2 separate regions of the Homo sapiens genome follow, and region 1 is linked to region 2. The links are chromatin loops, found by intact Hi-C in ENCODE. Cell type or tissue: PC-9. All regions are shown on one strand. Each heading gives the region's core, and the rest is flanking DNA. Links, peaks and the distances in the headings are about the cores only.

The links. A loop is a pair of places that touch in the nucleus more often than their neighbours do. Peaks named below come from ENCODE experiments on the same cell type or tissue, not always from the same donor. Only the 100,000 strongest peaks of a DNase experiment are listed, where the experiment ranks them.
Region 1: it touches region 2 in a loop (5-fold over the local background); 29 of 110 quality-filtered maps call a loop at or near these places.

What each region holds. Positions count from the first base shown.
Region 1 is chr18:24,020,938-24,026,315 of GRCh38, reverse strand. All of the region lies in intron 1 of TTC39C (tetratricopeptide repeat domain 39C), which reads right to left. Among named protein-coding and RNA genes, the nearest start is that of TTC39C-AS1, 8.2 kb to the right of the region's middle. In PC-9, for the core only: a CTCF peak has its summit at 2,735 (motif pointing left); DNase peaks (open chromatin) are centred at 2,615 and 4,479; H3K27ac peaks cover 753 bases.
Region 2 is chr18:24,073,421-24,078,798 of GRCh38, reverse strand. The region is part of intron 4 of TTC39C (tetratricopeptide repeat domain 39C); the gene reads right to left. Among named protein-coding and RNA genes, the nearest start is that of TTC39C-AS1, 61 kb to the right of the region's middle. RefSeq lists an enhancer at 2,260-2,554. In PC-9, for the core only: a CTCF peak has its summit at 2,355; a DNase peak (open chromatin) is centred at 2,428; H3K27ac peaks cover 362 bases.

The DNA.
Region 1 (5,378 bases), core at 280-5,279, 53 kb after region 2:
TGCACAACCTACTTAGCAAAAAACAAAAACAAAACTTGCTCACTTCCTGGGAAGCATATAGGCCAGTTCATACTTTGAGATTCAAAGTTAGGAAGAGTTGGGTGGGAACAGGACAGGAAAATAAAGTCACCTGGTGGCTGGAGAGACACAGTTCCTTTAAGCTAGATCCACGTGGAGTATGAAGAAGGGAAGAACCTCAGTAGTTCTCCATCCACATGGCAAGGGACAGAGAAACCTGAACTGCCATACTTTTCTGGAGCTGTTTGGGCTCTAGAAGCAATGTGTGTGTGACTGGTGTTTAGGGGCAGTGGGACCCAGGGAGCCCAACACTAGGGGCTCTTTACCTCTCAAGGGACCCTACACCTGGCCTCTGTCCTGCTGCCTGCCGTCACCAACGCAACAGAGACACTCCCTTCTCTGCCTCTCTCCTTCAGCCACAGCTGTGCCAGCCTGGGCAGCCTCTTCCCTTCCTACAGCCCCACTTTGTCTGCAGAAAGACCCTGCTATTGTGCTGTTCTAAGCAGGCTAGGGGATTCAGCCACAGAGACCAAATCTGGTCCTAAACCCTCCCACCCCAAGCTCAGCGCCTCTCAATGGAGACATTTTGCAAACCTGTTGGGCCGTTCTGGGGTGACATGATGACTGTAGTGGAATGGGACCAACGACCCAAGGCATCCTGCAATGTATGAGATCATCCAGCACACTGTCTCATGTCCCGCAAAACTTTTGAACATTTTCTGGAAGTTCACACAGATGAAAAACTGTTTATTTAGTTCTAGAATCTACCTCCATTTATGTAGAAACACAAAATATTCCTTACACTGCTTAAATACACAGTTTATCAAGATTTGTTTACAATTATGGAAAACCATGTCACCAACAGCAACACTGCTTGTGGCATCTGAGTTGTCAACAAACCGCAGCTAAACCAGTTTGCATTTGTATATCACCTGCCAATATTTAATAGGGATACTGAAAGCTCCTTTTAATGTATTTAAAGCCAAATAAATTATTGAAGATACATGAAATCCTGGATACATTTCATTAGTACATTTATTTCATTTCTGCCACCCAATATTCTTAAGGATACGTAGCATACTGAAACTTCTGTCATGAAAATGACATGTCAAAATTATTTTATTTTGGAGGCCGGGCGCAGTGGCTCATGACTGTAATCCCAGCACTTTTAGAGGCCGAGACGGTCAGATCAGTTGAGGCCAGGAGTTCAAGACCAGCCTAGCTAACATGGCAGAACCCCATCTCTACCAAAAATACAAAAATTAGCCGGGTGTGGCGGCACGCACCTGTAGACCCAGTTAATTAGGAGGCTGAGGCACGAGAATCGCCTGAACCCAGGAGTTGGAGGTTGCAGTGAGCTGAGATCATGCCACTGCACTCCAGCCTGGGAGATACAGTGAGACTGTCAAAACAAACAAACAAAAACAAACAAAAACCAACTATTTATTTTGGGTTTGAATCTTGTTTTTCAACCTTACTCTGAAACTGTCCTCAGGAGTCGGTTGCCACTCAACTATCCTATAAACATTTTTTCAATTCATCGTCTAATCCTGGACACCTATTAAAGGCAATGGTCTCTAAAGTTGTTGGTGTGCAGAGGGATTTAACGATGGGAGATATGTTTTCTGAGACACTCTGTCAGCACACATCCTATGTCTTAACACAGGAAATTAATACCATCCTGACAAAGAAGGCCTGGTTCACTGCAAAAATGTCACACTTCTTATTAAAACCACTTCAACAGCCAGTATTTTGCCTTGGCAGGTTAGGGTTATTTCCCTCCTTCCCTTAACATTTACGGGTAAATTTAGTCTGTTACTTCCTTCATTTTAAAGCATACCTGCTCTTTTCTCTCCTCCTCTGCAGCGCCTTCTCACCTTCTCCTAAATCCAAATTTCTTCATTATACAAGGGTGCAATCATCTAACTACTTCATTTTATCATCGGATAAAGGTGTGCTGAGCATTTACACTTTAAAAATATATGTAGGCCAGGCGCGGTGGCTCATGCCTGTAATCCCAGCACTTTGGGAGGCTGAGGCAGGCAGATCATTAGGTCAGACGTTCAAGACCAGCCTGACCAATATAGCGAAACCCGGTCTCTACTAAAAGTACAAAAATTAGCCTGGCGTGGTGGTACACACCTGTAGTCCCAGCTACTCGGGAGGCTGAGGCAGGAGAATTGCTTGAACCTGGGAGGTGGAGGTTGCAGTGAGCCAAGATCGGCCATTGCACTCCAGCCTGGGAGGCAAGGTGAGACTCCGTCTCAAAAAAAAAAAAAAATATATATATATATATATATATATATATATATATATGTATATATATATATATATATATATATATATACATGCATATATATATATGTAATTTTATTTGGGCATTCTATTGATTTTTAGACATTGTATGCATGAGTAGGTTATTTCATCTATCAATTTCATTTCAGGATCATAAAAGGGGAATTACAATCATAAAAGGGGAATTGTTAGCAAAAGGGGGCATTTGGTGTGACAGAGTCGAGAGTCACTGCTCTAGCAAGCTTCCCCTCCTAGCCACCAGATTCTCCCAGAGACCAGTTCTTCCTGAAATGCAGGATCTGGCTTTTGGAATCTGGCAGTTACATTTCTACTTTCTCATGCCAGGCAGGCAAATCACATCAGAGCATTATCATAGCACCACCCCCTAGGGGTACCCCAGAGCCCTGCAAGGGATCAGATGGGAGAAGCACAAGTCCCACCAGTTGGGCTGGCCTCCTTGTCACTGCACACAACACTGAGTAGAGAACAGCTCACAGAGCAGCCATCCAGAGTTACAATGCCCAGGCCAGGTGCAGCTGACACCTGTGACCTCTTTGGAAGCAGGAGACTGAGTGTCATTAGGGCCCAGCTTTCCTTGTGATGGCACTGTTGAGACCTGCATGTGGCTCAGCAGCGGCTTTGCTTCCCATCGCCCTTACTCAGCACAGGGCAGCCTGGACGTTCCAAGGCAAAGGCAGCGACGGGGCCAGGCAGGAGCTCTGGCAACTGCTTATGAGAAGCAGAACATCAATATTAGGGCCTGTCTGGAGCACCTCAAATTGGGTCAAGAGACACACCCATGCCATCAGAATGGGAGGGAGTGATGAGGAACAAGGCTTTCAGAGCTCCTACAGGGCAGCCGCCTCCTGGGCTGCACTTGCTGACTGCAAATAAAGGGGAGCTGCTATGCCTTTAACAACTTGGACCCCACATAACTCCAGCAACCTCAGGAAGGCCAGGAACACCTGGAGAGGATGTCCAGGTATTACCCAACTCTAGCATCTCAGCCCTCTCATGCAGACAGGCAGATGTGTAAACAATTTTGATGCAACACAAGTGCCGGATAAAGGTAAGGATGGGATGCCGCAGGAGTGCAGAGGAGTCATACAACCTTTTGCTAAAAATCTGAGCCGTGTCTGGAAGAGCAAGATATACCTGGCTGGATGACGTAAAATATTCCAGCACAACTAGCATGGAAGGGACAAGGGCAGCAGGACAGGAAGCAGACAGGGCCACATCACAGGACATCGGAGGCCAGGCCAGGAGGCTGGGCTTTATCCTACACAAGACTGGGAGCCACAGAGCGTCTAAAGCTTGGGGTGACATCTCCCCTGAAGACAGATCTCTCTGGGGGTTTGATGGATAGCTTCTGGGTGTCAGAGTGCAATCTGCATATTACTGAAGGAACTTGCCCCAAAATGGCTTTGACAGGACACATGTGAATCCTTTTACTGTAGAAGTTCTGTAAGAGAGGTAGATAGCACATGGTCACACCCAGACTCTGGAGCCATGCAGCCCAGTTTCAACCCCAGCACTCCCCACTACTGCTGCGAGACCCGAGTTGGGCCACTTCACATCCCAGGGCTCTTCCTCCTCCCTCTGTCTAAGGGAGATAATAAAGGCACTCCTCACAGAGCTGGCAGGGGAATTAAACAAGGAGAAAAGTTCAGGCAAGGCTGGGGCTGTGGGCTGGCTCAATGCCAGCCCACAAAGCAAAAGATGTGAGCCTTTAAAAGAATGTGTTCTCTAAGTCACATATGTAGTCATCCCTCAGTATCCATGGGGGATTGGTTCCAGGACCCCCGGCGGATACCAAATTCTGTGGATGCTCAAATCCCTGATAGAAAATGGCACAGTATTTGCATATCACCTACACACATCCTCCCATATACCTGAAATCATTATGTGTTTACATTTATCATTATGTGTTTACATTGACGTACACAAGAAAAAAAAGTCACCTAAGCCAGTGAGTTCACAGATGTTACAGCTTTGGACAAGACTAAGTGTTAAAGTGACTCTGTTTGAGGTAGATTTGAATAAAGGTATGAAGTAATGCCTCCTTGAAGGAAAGACCTGCCTCTCACCTTTGTCCTGTTCATGGCAGAAACTCTGTGAACACAGACTTTTTAAAGAGATGAACTTCCTGACTCTCTAGGGGCTTTCTCTGTAATAACTGAGTTTTCCTGTAAGACAGGGGTAACTACCTTAGATATATGTAGGCATATTTCTTGTGTTCTGAAATTATTGAGCAAGAAGGAAGAGATGGAGAAAGCAACCTCAGCTAGGGAAAAGGGTGGTGCAAACCACCAACCATCTTTACATAAGAAAAGGCCCAGCTTGGCAGGAGAATCCCTTGAACCCAGGAGGCGGAGGTTGCAGTGAGCCAAGATCGTGCCATTGCACTCTAGCCTGGGCAATGGAGCAAGACTCTGTCTCGGAAAAAAAAAAAAAAAAAAAAAAGAAGGAAAGAAAAAAAGCAAAACCCCAGCTCAATCATCAAATCCACTTCAAGGAGGCATGACTTTCTCTTCCTACACAGCAAATGCATGAATAATTTTACATAAAAACATGTATTCGCAGTCACTTGTTCAGAAACTGGAAGGCATTTTCCCCAGGTTAGCCCACAAAGGCTATTCAACCCCCAAACGGACCCACGTTACAGAATGAGCAGCGGCCTCGCGAATTTAGGGTGTTGGGAGGAGAGGACGTGCTGAAAGAGGTGCTGTGTAGGACAGGGACCAGTTCTTCCCTACCCCACCTGACTCCTTTCACAGGGTAGAGCTAGCACTAGGCAGTTTTGAAGTAGATCAATTCATCTTTGCCACACAGCCATCTACTTTTCTGTACTTTCTTGACACTCTCTCTTCTCCCTGAGTCCTTCGTAGCCTCTTCCAGTCCCACTGCTGCTGCTGGGTAAATAGGAGGATTACCCTGGGAAAGGAGACCAGGTGCAAAAATGATATTTCAGGAACTAAAACAGGCTGCGTGAAAGGTCTAGGCTCCTGAAATACCACGTTTGGGGATCTACAAGTGGTTTCGTGTAACTAGAATAGAAAGTGCTT
Region 2 (5,378 bases), core at 202-5,201:
TAATATGATGTACATTGAACACTGATTTTTCTTCTGGGAGTCCGGAATTTGTCTATGTGCCTACATGATCGGCCCCCAATAAAAACTCTGGCATTAAGTCTCTAATGAGATTTCCTGGTTAGTGACATTTCATTTGTGCTGTCGTAACTCGTTGCTGGAGCAAATTAGCACATCCTGTGTGACTCCCTGCAGAGCAAAGCCTTGGAAGCTTGTGCCTGGTCTCCCCTGGACTCCGCCACCCCATGTGCTTTTTCCCTTTGCTGATTTTCCTTTGTATCTAAGGAACACAAACGAACTACAAAACATAATCTAAGCCCTCCAAATATCCACAATAAAATTAGGAAAGAAAACCAATACAAATGAAAAAATAAGACTGCAACGTAATTTAGCTGTAAGAAGTCATAGCTAAAAATATGACTGTAAGATGAGTCTTGAATGTAAGTCATCAAACCTGGAGGTGGTCTTGGGGACCCCCAATCTATGGTATCAAGCTATTATTTTACTTAAATGCATCAATTTTCTGACAAATGATGAACATATCACCCAGGGGATCACATTTAAAAACAACTATCCTACAACTTCTGGGTGATTAATGTCCTATAGTCTACCTCCACTAAAAAGAATGCTATAGGGTAGAATGAACAAGTAAAACAAATTAATCTACAAAGTTTTTTTAGTAACTTTAAAATAATAAAAGTAATACATTTGAAACAATTTCTTTTCATTCGTTCTACTTAACAAGAATATTTACTGTACAAACACCACATTTCAAGCACTGTTCTGGGTGAATCGAAGTGAAATAAGACAGAGATCCTTCCTTTAAGAGGCTCAATGACTTTTTCCCCTCCTAAAGGGAAGCACTGTAGGAAAAGAAAGCCTGGAGAAAACCTTGAAGCTTCTTTTATACTAACAAAGTGGATTTTTAAGTGTCTGGATTGATCCAGCATGTCCACAAACAAGAAAGATGATGCTCAGTTACAATCCAAAAAGCCAAAGGTTTAACAGAAAAGCAGAAAAAAATAGAAACTAGAATATATATTCTTGAGAGCACAGAGGCAATTGGAATCTAATTGAAAACAAATAATCACTGGCTGCAGATTTTAAACAAATCTGTAAAACCCTAAAAATATCGATTGGCTATTGACTGTTTCTATTATGTGCCTGGCACTGTGCTTGCCACCTGAGGAACGCCAAAGAACTATAAAACATTGTCCAATCCCGCCTAATGCCCACAATAAAATTAGAAAAGAAAATAAACAAAGGAAAAAATAAGCATGCAACTTAACATACATATTTAAATGCTCTATTGGGTCACATACAGAAAGAGTGAAAACAAACAACGCTGAGATGATGAGTGAATTGTTCTTTTTTATCTCCTTTTTCTGTCACTAAATAGTTTTCCATGTAGTAAACACATAAATAAATTAGAGAGTGCAAAATAGTTACTGCAGGATTTCGGAAGAACACTTTACTCCTACCCATTCTTAACTGGAAATTTGGAGGGATAAATTTAACTCCATTTTATCCTGTATTTTCCAGGCTACCTCAGCTTTATTAAAGGAAGTGAAGCTTGCACTAAGGGAAAGGGAACACCCCAGGAGAGAGCAGCAGGAATGCCAGTAGGAAGGAGCAGATGGGCGAGCGGCTTGGAGGCAGAGTGAAGCAGGGGACACACCGGGACAAAAGGGTGCAAGCCCAACAGAGGAGTGAACACCTGCTCCCGGAGAAACGGCATCTCTCAACGTGACGTCGAAGGGACCAGGATTATAGACATGAATGCTAACAATTCTGACCTCAGGTGAGGAGCTACAGAAATGGATGGTAGAACTGGAAACAAACGTTAAGAATCCATCCAATCCTGAGTACGTGGAACTAAATCAATAAAACACAACAGAAACCTCCACGGTGAAAACCCCACTCTTCTAGAATAAGAATACAATGAATTCAATCCGTCTTTAATTTTGTGCCTAAGATGGGTGCCAATGTCTGAAGGCACATGTTAAAGTCTATGGTAACAAGCTGTAAGGTCCTTAATTTGAGCCAAGGAAACAGAACCCAACGTTTTTGACTGAGTCAAAGATGATAAACTGATGTATGTCAAAACAAACTTAATGCTCATGTCGAGAGAGGCCATGTTGCTTTTACTACATTCTGCGTCCAACTTGGCACTGAAACAGGTTCTCGGGACTTGCCCTACTCTCCATCCCACACTCTGTAAAGCAAAAATTCCAGCCACAGCCAGGCCAAGCAGGAGGAGGCAGAGGCTGGGGGAGAATGCAGCACCGAGAACAGGACGCTCTGCACTGTGGCTCCTACAGGGGCCGCTCCAGCAGCTCCATGAGAGGACACAGCAGCTGAGTGCATGTCTTCCCAACAAGCAGAGAACACGCTATTTAAGAGCCATACACCCTGCACAGCCTTTCATCTGGCTGCTCTGAAAGGTCAAGTATGAATCATTCAGCTGTCGTTATCGCTGTGTCTGTGGAGGGAGGTGGAGACAGCAGAAAAACCACAGAGCAGGCCGGGCGCGGTGGCTCATGCCTGTAATCCCAGCACTTTTGGAGGCTGAGGCAGGCAGATCACTTGAGGTCAGGAGTTCAAAACCAGCCTGGCCAACATGGTGAAACCCTGTCTCTACTAAAAAATACAAAAAAATTAGCCGGGCTTGGTGGCAGGTGCCTGTAGTTCCAGCTACTCAGGAGGCTGAGGCAGGAGAATAGCATGAAACCAGGAGGTGGAGGTTGTAGTGACCCAAGATTGTGCCACTGCACTCCAGCCTGGGCAACAGACAATCTGTCCCACCTTATGAGGACCAGGCAACAACTAGCTGAGAGATGGAGGGGGCGAGAGGAAACCCTGCCCCATACGGGGACAGAAGTCTTCCCTGGGAAAGGGCAAGAGCTGCTTGCAAAATGGGAATATCAAGTTACATGAAATTGATCTTGGATAAATTTTGTAATTTTTCAGGGGGACTGTATCTGGTGCAAGCATCTATTAAAGCCTGTCTGTCCAACTGTCCCGGAAGGAGGCTGGTTAACCCATGGCAATTCAGGCTTGCCTTTCTTGTGTCTCAAATAATAGAGGTTTTTTTTTTGTTTTTTTTTTTTTTTTTTTGAGACAAGGTCTCACTTGGATTGCTCAGGCTGCAGTGCAGTGGCACTATCTCACCTTACTGCAGCCCCGACCTCCCAAGCTCAGGTGATTCTTCCACCTCAGCCTCCTGAGTAGCTGGGACTACAGGCACACGCCACCAAGCCTGGCTGATTTTTTGTATTTTTAGTAGAGATGGGTTTTGCCATGTTGCCCAGGCTGGTCTCAAACTCCTAGACTCAAGCAATCCACCCACTTCGGCCTCCCAAAGTGCTAGGAGCCACCGTGCACAGGTGTGAGCCACTGTTCCTGGCCCAAGACTTTGAAGGACAAAAGATGATTTAGTTTTCACCAGTCAGCCCACTGCCTCGTTATCTTCAACCTTCACCAACAGACTTTTTTTTTTTTAATTATACTTTAAGTTCTAGCGTACATGTGCACAATGTGCAGGTTTGTTACGTATGTATACATGTGCCATGTTGGTGTGCTGCACCCATTAACTTGTCATTTACATTAGGTATTTCTCTTAATGCCAACCCTCCCCACTCCCCCCACCCCACGACAGGCCCCGGTGTGTGATGTTCCCCACCCTGTGTCCAAGTGTTCTCATTGTTCAATTCTAACCTATAAGTGAGAACATGCGTGTTTAGTTTTCTGTCCTTACAATAGTTTGCTCAGAATGATGGTTTCCAGCTTCATCCATGTCCCTACAAAGGACATGAACTCATCCTTTTTTATGGCTGCATAGTATTCCATGGTGTATATGTGCCACATTTTCTTTATCCAGTCTATCATTGATGGATATTTGGGTTGGTTCCAAGTCTTTGCTATTGTGAATAGTGCCGCAATAAACATACATGTGCATGTGTCTTTATAGCAGCATGATTTATAATCCTCTGGGTATATACCCAGTAATGAGATGGCTAGGTCAAATGGTATTTCTAGTTCTAGATCCCTGAGGAGTCGCCACACTGTCTTCCACAATGGTTGAACTAGTTTACCGTCCCACCAACAGTGTAAAAGTGTTCCTATTTCTCCACATCCTCTCCAGCACCTGTTGTTTCCTGACTTTTTAACGATCACCATTCTAACTTATGTGAGATGGTATCTCATTGTGATTTTGATCTGCATTTCTCTGATGGCCGGTGATGATGAGCATTTTTTCATGTGTCACCAACAGACTTCTAATAGGCTCACTTCTCCAATCCCAATATCTTCCTGAATGGCATTACCTTTCCTCCATTTCCTCCCTTTAATTATGCCTGAGGTTGCAAATTTGTGAATTTTTGCAATCAGATCTTGGCAATGACCTTGAACCGTAGGATATAAATAACTCCCACATGCTTAGCGTTCCAATAATGGAACACTAGGCATGAATGGATTTTAGTATCCACCCACCATGTTCTAGGCAAAAACGTCCTACCAGGTTCTAAGGACACAGAGAAGGAAACGGACCTTCATGCTTTATAAACCTCCTCAGGGATAAGGGATCCTTGATCTTCCCAAAGATTCAGAAACACTTGTTCCCTATTCAACCTCTATAACTAACTTATATGTCTATGGCTGAAGTATCCTGCTGAATTAGAATTTATTTACTTACTTATTTGTTCCTACTGCCAAACCATGAGTTCTCCCAGGGCATGAAGTGCATCTCATTCATCTCAAGACTACCAGCACCTATCATCTCACAGCATGTGGGCACATAGGAAATGCTCAACATATGTGGGGAAGAGGTAAAACAGCAGGTAGATTGCACAGTCCCTGCCCTCAAGGGGTATGTAGCCTAATACTTTAGGCAGACATGTAAATAAATATGAGTATTGCTATGTGATACCTGCAGTAAATGGTGATGTACAGGGTATAAGTAATAGCACAACAAAGGCCAGATTGGCTGGGCATGGTGGCTCACACCTGTAATCCCCACACTTTGGGAGGACAAGGCGGAAGGATTGCTTGAGCCCAGGAGTTCAAGACCTGCCTGGGCAGCATAGTGAGACCCCTATCTCTACAAAAAATTTTTAAAAAATTAGCCAGGTGTGGTGGTACATGCCTGTAGTCCCAGCTACTCAGGAGGCTGAGGCAAGAGGATCACTTGAACCTGGGACCTCAAGGCTGAAGTGAGCTATGATCTCCAGCCTGGATGACAGAGTGAGACCTTGCCTCTTAAAAAAAAAAAGAACCAGGATTGATATGAGGAGGGAATGCTGTACAAAGGAGGAAGGCCTGGGTTGCACTTGATTAAGCATAAGAGAAAGATAAAGGGGGTAGGGGTGTTCCACACTGAGAGG